Linked DNA regions of Homo sapiens: region 1 is linked to region 2. Evidence: read pairs that join two places in POLR2A ChIA-PET (ENCODE). Cell type or tissue: K562. All regions are shown on one strand. Links, peaks and the distances in the headings refer to the core of each region. The heading gives the core; the rest is flanking DNA. Region 1 overlaps ORC3 (origin recognition complex subunit 3). Region 2 overlaps SMIM8 (small integral membrane protein 8).

Evidence for each region. ChIA-PET counts read pairs that join two places held together with the same protein. Peaks named below come from ENCODE experiments on the same cell type or tissue, not always from the same donor. Only the 100,000 strongest peaks of a DNase experiment are listed, where the experiment ranks them.
Region 1: POLR2A ChIA-PET joins it to region 2 with 5 read pairs; 2 of 35 experiments call an interaction of 5 or more read pairs at or near these places.

Annotation. Positions count from the first base shown.
Region 1 is chr6:87,627,700-87,633,084 of GRCh38, forward strand. The region is part of intron 11 of ORC3 (origin recognition complex subunit 3); the gene reads left to right. Among named protein-coding and RNA genes, the nearest start is that of ORC3, 40 kb to the left of the region's middle. In K562, for the core only: no CTCF peak of the experiment used is centred there; no DNase peak of the experiment used is centred there.
Region 2 is chr6:87,333,466-87,338,811 of GRCh38, forward strand. It overlaps SMIM8 (small integral membrane protein 8), which reads left to right. Exons shown (of 4, transcript NM_001042493.3): 3 at 3,544-3,701. The coding sequence starts at 3,567. It also overlaps the pseudogene LOC100421022. Among named protein-coding and RNA genes, the nearest start is that of GJB7, 6.9 kb to the left of the region's middle. In K562, for the core only: no CTCF peak of the experiment used is centred there; a DNase peak (open chromatin) is centred at 3,126.

The DNA.
Region 1 (5,385 bases), core at 196-5,195, 290 kb after region 2:
TATAGACATGCCTACCATTAGAGTTTATCATTTTGTGCCCATTTTCTATATTCAAGTGTCTAAGAGCTAGACCTCACAGAATATTCCAGAGAAATTTACAGTCTGTATAACTGGAAACCACACTTCAAGAACTACTAAGTTAGACTGCCTCCCTAGGAGGAAGCATTTGTTATTGTTTCCCCCATCACCTCATTTTCTTAAGCTAGAACTAATCTATTAAGTTCCCACCTAAACAAATGATTGATCTCAGTTATCCTCTGACTAGAATCAAGACGTTAACAAAAACCTTTAACTCCCTCAAAATTATGGATCCACTGCTTCAGAACTATATGTCAGCTTTGAATTTAATGAACTCAGTAATGAGTTTTTTAAAAAGTGTACTTTTAAATGTAAAAATTTAGCTGACTAAAACTAACACAGGAACAGAAAACCAAGCACCACATGTTCTCATTTGTGAGTGGGAGCTGAACAATGAGAGCACAGGTCGGAGGGAGAGCATCAGGATAAACAGCTAATGCATGCGGGGCTTAATACCTAGATGATGGGTTGATAGGTGCAGCAAACTACCATGGCACACATTTACCTAAGTAAGAAACCTGCACGTCCTGCACATGTATCCCAGAACTTAAAATAAAATAAAATTTAAAACTTTACCTGACTAAACAATGTACATTTGTAGGTGATTTGCTAGGAATTTCCTACTAAGGAGGGACATTAGAAGACCTGGTACAGCTGATGAAATACTGAAAATCTTCATACTATGTAGAAAGCTTAGATTCATTCCCTTGCAGGTGACAGTTGAAGTTTTATTATTCTTACTTGTTAATGTTTCACGTCTTTATACCTATTTTCCCAACTAGACTTTAAATCCTTTTAGAGTGAGAAATAAACCTTGAACTCCTTTAGCACCCTCATTTCAAAAATGAAGAACTGCAGCCAAGAGAAAGGAAGTGAAATATCTCATGTCACAGAGCAAGTTCATGGTAGAGTAAGGACTTCTTTTCACCGTTTAGTATGCTTATCATAGTGTCTCATGAACAAAAGGCACAAAATCAGTTCATGAGTTTGATGAAGACCTGCCTTTCACCTTTGACCCCACCTCTTTCTGTTTCTTTTGTCAGACCTACAGGGCAGACAGGGGGAAGAAAATTTCTTAGAAAAAATAATAAATGGAAAAGTAAAGGAAAAAGGAAAACAATCACAGTCTATCAAATGTGATCAAATGAGCTGGGCATTAGCCTAGTGTGTCAGGAATTAATCATTTAAATTCAAACTCTTTGTCAAGTGCTTCTCTTGATCTATACTGCTGAGGTAGGAATATGGAGAACAAAAGGTAGAGACAGATGAGAAGACTAGCACTCTTGCCACATAAGTGCTAGGAGAAAGCTGTGGTTTGGCATTCTTATTAGATAGCAGTAATATGCTAAGTCTGGAAAACACTGCCAGCCAGCATTTTTCTCTAATGAGAAAAATAAGGCTTAGTTATAACAAGATAATAAATGAGAAAATTCTGTGTTCTTAGACAGCTGATATCTCTTAATCCTAAAATTCAACAGTCTGTTTTACCAGTTTTTAATGATCAGTGAATTGATTGAAAAGAAATTACAGAAGTTTATAGTCATTTTTACATACTTTATTTTATAATCTGAGGTCACTGTTCACCCCTATACATACAATTTTAGAGACAAAAGTGGTAAGTACTATGGAAGTAGAAGAGAAATAAATGCATGGCAAATGTAATTCTGCCTAGCCTTTTTTTCTTTACCTGTATAAGTTTTACATATGTATTGACTTCTCCTCCAGAGAAAGCAGCTAGCTCAATAACAATAGGGGGTCTGTCATATAAGTAAACAGTGATATATGATTTTTAAAAAATAGATTCAGGGGGTTACAGGTGCAGTTTGTTACATATTGGATGATGGTGAGTTTTTGGCTTCTAGTGTGCCCATCACCTGAATAGTGAACATTGTACCTAATAAATAATTTCTCTGCCGTCACCCCTCCCAACCCTACCCCTTTTGAAGTCCACAGTGTCTGTTATTTTACTCTGTATATACATGTGTACCTATTATTTAGCTCTCACGTATAAGTGAGAACGTGCGGTATTTGATTTTCTGTTTCTGAGTTATTTCACTTAGGATACTGGCCTCCTGCTCCATCCATGTTGCTGCAAAAGACATGCTATCAGTGAATGATTTTTGTATGAATAACAGACAGGATTGATGAGGTTGGAGATGACTAATTTAAGAGGGTATATTGCACATTAAGAGGCAACCCACAGTCTAATGTAAATGTGTTTTTTAAACATACATTTAAAAAAAATGTTAGAACCAATATTTACATATTGAGAAATTTTACGTTACAAATTCAGACTTTTGAAAAATCAGGAAATCTAGACCACATCCAGCAAGACAAAATATGGTTGCTCTTACTTAAAAGAGAGACTGAGGCTGGGCACAGTGGCTCACACCTGTAATCCCAGCACTTTGGGAGGCCGAGGCAAGCAGATCAGCCTGGGCAACATAATGAGACCCCATCTCTACAAAAATTAGCCGGGTGTGGTGGTGTGCACCTATATATAGTCCCAGCTACTTGGAAGGCTGAGACAAGAGGATCACTTGACCCTGGGAGGTCAAGGCTGCAGTGAGCTGAGATTGCACCACTGCATTCCAGCCTGGTTGCTAGAGCAAGATCCTGTCTCAAAAATTAAAAATAAATAAAAGAGAGACTAAGTGTTCAGCCTTCATTCATTAATGTACTCTTCATTCAGCCAATATTTTTCTAGTGCCTATTATGTGCCCGGTGTTAATCTAGGTTTTGAGAATACAGGAGTGAACCAAACAGCCAAAACTTCTACCGTTTTCATTGTATCAGGGAGACAGACAATAAATAAGATAAATAAGTAAAATATCTGTTAGTGATAAGTGCTGAGATAAAAACAATGAAGCAGAGAAGAAGGATATGAAGTTCCATGTGCGTGGGAAGTGGAGTCAAAATTTTAAATAAGGACCTGACTGAGAAGGTAAATTTTGAGTAAAGACCTAAAGGAAGTCACAGAGCTTGCCACTCAAGAATCTGGAGGAAGGGAATTCTAAGCAGGTAGAAAGGACCTGAGGTTGGAGCATGTCTGCCATATTTGAAGAAGAGCAAGGAGGCTGTTATGTATTGCTTTGCTTTTTTTTTTTCTTTTTGAGACAGTTTCGCTCTGTCACCCAGGCTGGAGTACAGTGGTGCAATCATAGCTTGCTGCAGCCTTGACTTTCTGGGCTCAAGCAGTCTTCCTACCTCAGCCTCCTGAGTATCTGGGACTACAGGCACATGCCACCATGCCCAGCTAATTTAAATTTTTTTTTTTTTTTTTTGTAGAGACAGGGTCTCTCACTATGTTGCTCACTATCAAGCTGGTCTTGAACCCCTGGGCTCAAGTGATCCTCCCACTATGGCCTCCCAAAGTGCTGGGATTATGGGCATGAGCCACTATGCCATGCCTGTTTTTCTTATAGCAGAGAAATATTTCTGTTCCTTTGTCAAAAATCAGTAAAGACTAAGAAGTCTTCATGCTTAAAGAACAGAGAAAGCATATCTTTTTAGTAAATAATGCATATTCCTAGACAAAGTGTATCTCCGTAGAAAAGAATCATTGTAAACACAATTATGAAACAAAATGGTGACAGCTATGACTAGTGTGCAGAAAAAGTGCCTGAAGAAAAATTTAACATATGGAAAGTAGGGTTAATATTTCAACAGGCTTTATTTTCACATGTACATGGTATGATGCTGCTGTAATGTATTAAATGGAAAATTTTTTTTTGAGATGGAATCTCACTCTGTCACCCAGGCTGGACTGCAACAGCGCGATCTTGGCTCACGGCAACCTCCGCCTCCTGGGTTCAAGTGATTCTCCTGCCTCAGCCTCCCAAGTAGCTGGGATTACAGGCTCCTGCCACCACACCCAGCTAATTTTTGTATTTTTACTAGAGAGGGGGTTTTGCCAGGTTGGCTAGGCTGGTCTTGAACTCTGACCTCAGGTGATCCACCCGCCTCGGCCTCCCAAAGTGCTGGGATTACAGGCGTGAGCCACCCTGCCCGGCCCGAAAATTTTCTCATATATCAAAACCTTTTACAGGTTTGAGTTTGTAAAATAGTGTCCATAAGTACATTAAGAATTATTGTTTTAAGGCCGGGTGCAGTATCTCACGCAGTGTCTAATCCCGACACTTTGGGAGGCCAAGGTGGGCAGATCACTTGAGGTCAGAAGTTTGAGACCAGCCTGGCCAACCCAGTGAAACCCCATCTCTGCTAAAAATACAAAAAATTAACCAGGCATTATGGCAGGCGCCTGTAATTCCAGCTACTCAGGAGGCTGAGGCAGGAGAACCGCTTGAGCCTGGGAGGTGGAGGTTGCAGTGAGCTGAGATCACGCCACTGCACTCCAGCCTGGGCAACAGAGCAAGACTCCATCTCCAAAAACAAACAAACAAAAAAGAATTATTGTTTGAATAAGTAAAGGCAGATACATATGTGCAGGTATCTAAGTAAGATGGAAAACTTAGAGGACATGTTATAAGAAAATGTTAATCATTTGTGATGTTTTTTGTTGCAACTGATAAAAACACATATAAATAACAATGAAATCTTTATTATGTGGAGATTAGGTTCTAAAGTCAGCACATAAGGTGAAGATCTGGGATGGTCAAAATTACTCTTGAAAAATCCCTTAGAAAGGTACAGCAAACCTTCTCTCATTCGTTAAGTCCATCATAGCCAGTCTTTTTCCCCATTGTTGGAACCAACCACCATTTCCTCAGTTGAGCACCAGATGATATAGTCTGCCATGTTGTATGGAACAAAACAAAACAATACAATACAAAACATTTTTTAGGCCAGTCACGGTGGCTCACACCTGTAATCCCAGCACTTTGGGAGGCTGAGGTGGGTGGATCACTTGAGGTCAGGAGATCAAGACCAGCCTGGCCAACATGGTGAAACCCTATCTCTACTAAAAATACAAAATGTTAACTGGGCATGGTGGCAGGCACCTGTAATCCCAGCTACTCAGGAGGCTGAGGCAAGAGAATCACTTGAACCTGGGAGGTGGAGGTTGCAGTGAGCAGAGAGTTAGACTTCATCTTAAAATTTTTATTTTTATCTTAAAATAAAATAATGATTAAAGCAAAACAAAACATTTTTTAAACACTAGAACTCTACTCAGCACAGGGATGCACCACACAGTGAAAAGTATGAAGGAACTGAGACCACCTAGGAGAAAAACATGTTTATATTCCTCATCGAACACTTATTCCAGGGCAGGTATGTTCCTTGAGTATGCAGTATTGCCCTATAGTGGGTAAAGTATTTCTTTTCTCTCCTTATCCAAGTAAATGG
Region 2 (5,346 bases), core at 347-5,346:
TAGGCACCTGGTGGCCAACATTTGTTACTTAAATTCTAAATACCTTTATAAACACCATCGTGGCTAAGAGAAGAAAAATGAAACACCAGCAGTTCTCATTAGAAGAAAAAAATGGTAGTAGTGGAAGCAGTAGATTGCTGCCACAACAAAGGAGAAATAGCAAAGGAATTTAACACCACTACCCCAACATTGTTCACATTTTTGAAAGATTGAGCCAAGATTGAAGAGAAAGTTTAAAAAGGGATTCTGGGACTAAAGCAAAAGTGAATGTGAGGTCCCTTTTATCACTGTTTTTGCATGATATCAGGTTCATGCAAGAAATGGGCATGTAACTGTGCTGTAGAAAGCATTGGATTTTTGCCAACCTTAGGAATTGTGTTAGTCTCTTCTTGCGTCATTATAAAGAAGTACCTGATGCTAGGTAATTTATAAAGCAAAGAGGTTTAATTGGCTCACGGTTCAGCAGGCTGTACAGGAAGCATGGTGCCAGCATCTGCCCCTGGTGAGGGCTTCAGGAAGCTTTCAGTTGTGGTGGAAGATTAAGTGGAAGCAGGCATGTCACATGGTGAGACAGGAAGCAAGAGGGAGGGGAAGAAGTGTCACACTTAAACAACCAGATCTCACATGAACTCATAGAGTAAGAACTCGCTCATTACTACAAGGATGGCACCAAGCCATTCATGAGGGATCTGCTCCCATGATCCAAATGCCTCCCACCAGGCTCCACCTTCAACACTGGGGATTACAATTCAGCTTGAGATTTAGAGGGGACAAACATCCAGAGCTTATCAGGCATGGTGAGTTTCAAGCAAGTGCGGGCTGCCCGAACAAACTTTGGGCATATTCTGGAATTGTTTCACAAGTTGCCTGTAGTGAAGAAAACACTGTTTCAGTAGAGAAAATTATTAACTTACATGCAGGAGAAATTTAAAAACAAGAACAAAAATTGCTGGTTACAGCTTCAGTGGCTTGTTTGTTTGTTTGTTTGTTTGTTTGTTTTTGGATACAGGGTCCAGCTGTATCCAAACAGGATACAGCCTGTTGCCCAGGCTGGTCTCAGACTCCTGGGTTCAAGCAGTCCTTCTACCTCTTCCTCCCAAAATAGTGGGATTACAGGTGTGAGCCACCCCGCCCAGCCTGAATGGTGTTTTAAGTGCTGATGAAACAGGTGTTCTTGTTACCTTATCATATGCTTCATGCCAAAGGTAGACTTTGCAAAGGAAATAAACAGATTGATGATTGGTGTTTCTACTGTAATGCATTTTGGAACAATTGTCTTTGGCAAGTCAGCTAACTCTCAGTGCTTCAGAAATGTTCCTCCGTGATTACCAAGCCAATACACATGCCTGAATAATGAGAGATGTGTTACTGAATAGCTGATAAAGATTGACAAGGGAATGCAAGGAGCAATACACAGTATGCTCTTGCCAGTAGACAATTGGTCTGCCCACAACATACTCCTACACTTGGATCATGTAGGGGTTGAGTTTTTCCCATTGAACTACACAGCCATTCTGCAGCCATTGGATCAGGGTACAGTTGGCACAGTGACAGCTCACTTCTGAAAGCAGTTGGAACAACTCTTTCTAAATGTAGAGCATGAAGAGAAAAATGGAGAAAAGCAACATGAGTAAGCCATTGACATGATTGCAGAGACTTGGTGATCTATAAAGTTATCTGTAATCATGAAATGTTAGCAAAACACAGGCATGATTCCTGTGGAATCCCCTGAGGTCCTCCTGTAAGAAGACTGCAACTAAATGTGGTATTTGAACCAATCTAGCACTCAACTGCTGCTGTCATTGATGTCTCAAACCAGTTTAATTTTGAAGACTGTGTGGCTACAGATAGCAATTTAACTATTTCCCAAGTTACCAAATCCTGAAGTTGCTACAGGAGTGCTAACTGATGTAAAAATTGAACCAGAAAGCCGTGGTGATAGCGATGAAGAAGGCAACAATGATAATCATGATATGCATGAGGAATAAGTGATGGAACCAGCAACAGTGAACATTTCTGAAGCCTTTGCAAGTATAGAAAGTGCTTAGAACGTTCCTTTTTCTTCAAGCAGATGTTCCTCTTGAGGTGCATACCCAATTAAATGATATAGATGAACATTCAGCGACTACTGCAACACAAAGTATTTTGAAAAGCCAAGTTCCTAGTTTTCTCCTTAACTACGAAGTTGTGAAAATATTGATTTTATAAAGTCTATAAAATAGTAAGCTTAATGAATACTTATACTGGCCAGGTGTGGTATAAGTATACAGGCATGGGATCATGCCTGTAATCCCAGCACTTTGGGAGGCAGAAGCAGGTTTGCTTTGTTGCCAGGAGTTTGAGACCAGCCTGGGCAACATGGCGAGACCCCGTCCCTACCAAAAAAAAAAAAAAAAAAAAAAAAAGCCAGGTGTGGTGCATGCCTGTAGTCCTAGCTACCTGGGAGGTTGAGGTGGGAGGATCACTTGAGCCCAGGTGTTTGAGGCTGCAGGCTGCAGTGAGCTATGATCACGCCACTGCACGTGCATTCCAGTCTAGGCAATCGAGTAAGAAGACTGTCTCAAAAAAAAAATACTTGTGCAAACAAAGCCCCAATGTGTGTTTAAGTATGAATGTTTGGCTCTTAACTTTTATTTTATAACATTTACTGTACAGCGATTGCAGCATTTCCCCCAAATAATTTTACTATATTGTCATTTATGTCCATCTTTGGAAGCTTTCTTTCTCTACCTCCCCTCTTTCAACCCTCACCTCCCATCCCAGCATTAGATGGCAGAGAGGATAAAATAAGCTTTTGCCTAATAATACCTAGAAGAGAAAAATACTCCCAAAGTGCTGACATTTCAGCTAGGAAAACAAGAAGACAAAAGACACACTTGGATTTAATAGGATAGATTTACAGTAGCTAAGATAAAAAAGGATATTCAGATTAAGGAGATAGCAGGGCATAACCTACCCAGAAAGTTGCTGATTGGCAATGGAAGAGTAAGTACAAACAGCTCCTTATCCTTACTGCTTGGGAAAATGAGTTCGTGTGTGGGCTAGTGGAGGAAGACAGAGGAGCAGTGGGGGAAACTGGCCAGGAGTGAATCTGTAGGAGAAGATAATGAGCAAAGGAATGCTGGTCATTCTCTCAGGTTGGTGTTATGGAGGGGCTGTTGAAAGGTGAGGAGGAGTGAAAGCAAGGAACTAAGGAAAGGAACGGATAACCTACTGGCCTCACCTACTCATAGTCTTGGTTGCATATGATACGACGTGACTCAGAGCAACAAACAATTCTCCAGTCTTCTATAAAAGCAGGAAAACAACCTTTGCCCACCACTTTTATTTTGAGATGAAAATTAAAATAATGAACAAAATTAACAAATTAAAGTTAAAGCACCATTTACAAAGTACATTATACAAAGTAATAAGATAACTGACAATCACATTTGGTATGTATCTGGGTTGGAATTCAAAGAAGGAATTTAAGAATTACTTTTTAAAGAAATTTATCAGAGAAGCACAATTATGAAGGGAAAAAATATATTATTTTGTTTTTAGATAATAAATCATCATTGATCAAGATGTCTTCAGCACCTGAGCCTCCAACATTCAAAAAGGAACCACCCAAAGAGAAAGAGTTTCAAAGCCCAGGGCTCAGAGGGGTGCGCACAACAACCTTATTTCGTGCTGTGAATCCAGAGCTCTTCATTAAACCTGTAAGAAATACATCCAGGATAAGACTTTGTGTTTAATCCAACCAGACTGTCAGAAAGTTCTAATTTTCTTGTATTTGATTTTATCATGGAAATTTTATGTTGACAAGTAAGACCTCTCTGTGAATAAAAGCAGGTGGAAGGACGATTGTAAATGCTGTTTCACATATAAATACACATATAAAAGTAAATATTTTAAGGGCATTTGAGAGTTATAATGAAAAATGGTTGCCCTTTATTGGATTGGCTTCTCAAACTATCTAAAGTACTATTTTAATAGTTGCATTAATTTGAAGACAACTTTTGTTGTTTGATCAGGTACTATTAGGTAAATAAGACCTTCCATTTAAGCAAGGAAACCAAAATGAAAATCTGACCATTCTTAACATACTGCAATTCTACCCTGTAGGTAATATTTTTATCTAAGCAATATTACAGATACTTTGTGAAAAATTCCAAAACATTTGATTTGATGATATTCATTTATTTATTAGAGGTTCTGTCACCTAGGCTGTAGTGCAGTGGTACAGTCAGCTCACTGCAGCTTCAAACCCCTGGGCTCAAGGGATCCTTGTACCTCAGCCTCCTGAGTGGCTGGGACTACAGGTGCACGCCTTTATGCCTGGCTCATTTTTAAAATTTTTTGTAGAGATGGTGTGTCAGTATATTGCCCAAACTGGTTTTGAACTCCTGGCCTTAAGCGATTCTCCCACCTCAGCCTCCCAAATTGTTGTGATTACAGGCATGAGCCACCACGCCTGGCTGAGTTTATTTTTAAATAAATGTAGATTCTATTTTAAAATAAATGTAAAATCAAATTAAAATAAAATATGATAAATATTTAAGTGTGTTGAATCTGATTAGAATTTTAGTAACATAGTTATCAATGTAAACTTTTAAAGTTAAATAGATCAACTTAATCAGATCATTAAATCAAGGTAAAATATTTTAAAAGCTTTGAACTAATGTGTTCTTTTAATTGCTAAAAGCATTTCAAGAATTGTAAATTTAAACTGCTCTGAGTCTGTGTCCTTTCTTAGGTGTTCATCTAAGTGAAAAAGTTTGACCCTTATTTTGAAATAGAAGTGTCACCTAAAGGAAGAAACTGAGGCAAATTAATATAGGTAGGGAGTTTATTTGGGCCAAGGTTGAGGACTGCAGCCTGGGAAACACTTCAGAGTAACCTTGGGAAGCACTCTGGAGAGCAAAAGAGAGGCTGGAGTTTTTAAGAAAAAAGATGAATCAGGAGAGGGGGCAAGTACAAAAGTTGCTTTTCAGTAATTTTCATTGGTTTGCAGAAATGACATTGATTAGTAATTATACATTGTTGAACTACAGAGTATGAGTTATAATGTCTAGTGGAGGGCATTGTAAGGTTAATATATAGCTATTGGTTGTGTCAGTCCAGAGCCCACATAACAAGGGCTTCAAAATTATTACTTAGCTCAAGACATGACTACTGTCTCATTCCAATGCCTCTCTGGGCCTGATAATTTAAAGGGGGCTCACATTCCACAGTTAAAGAGTTTCTTTTATTTCTCAGTAGTGGTACAGCAGGTATGGTGACAGAAGCAGAAACTGTTATTTATATCACTACTGTGCATTTACATTGACCTAAGAAAGACCAACTCGTTGAGTGTGAACATGC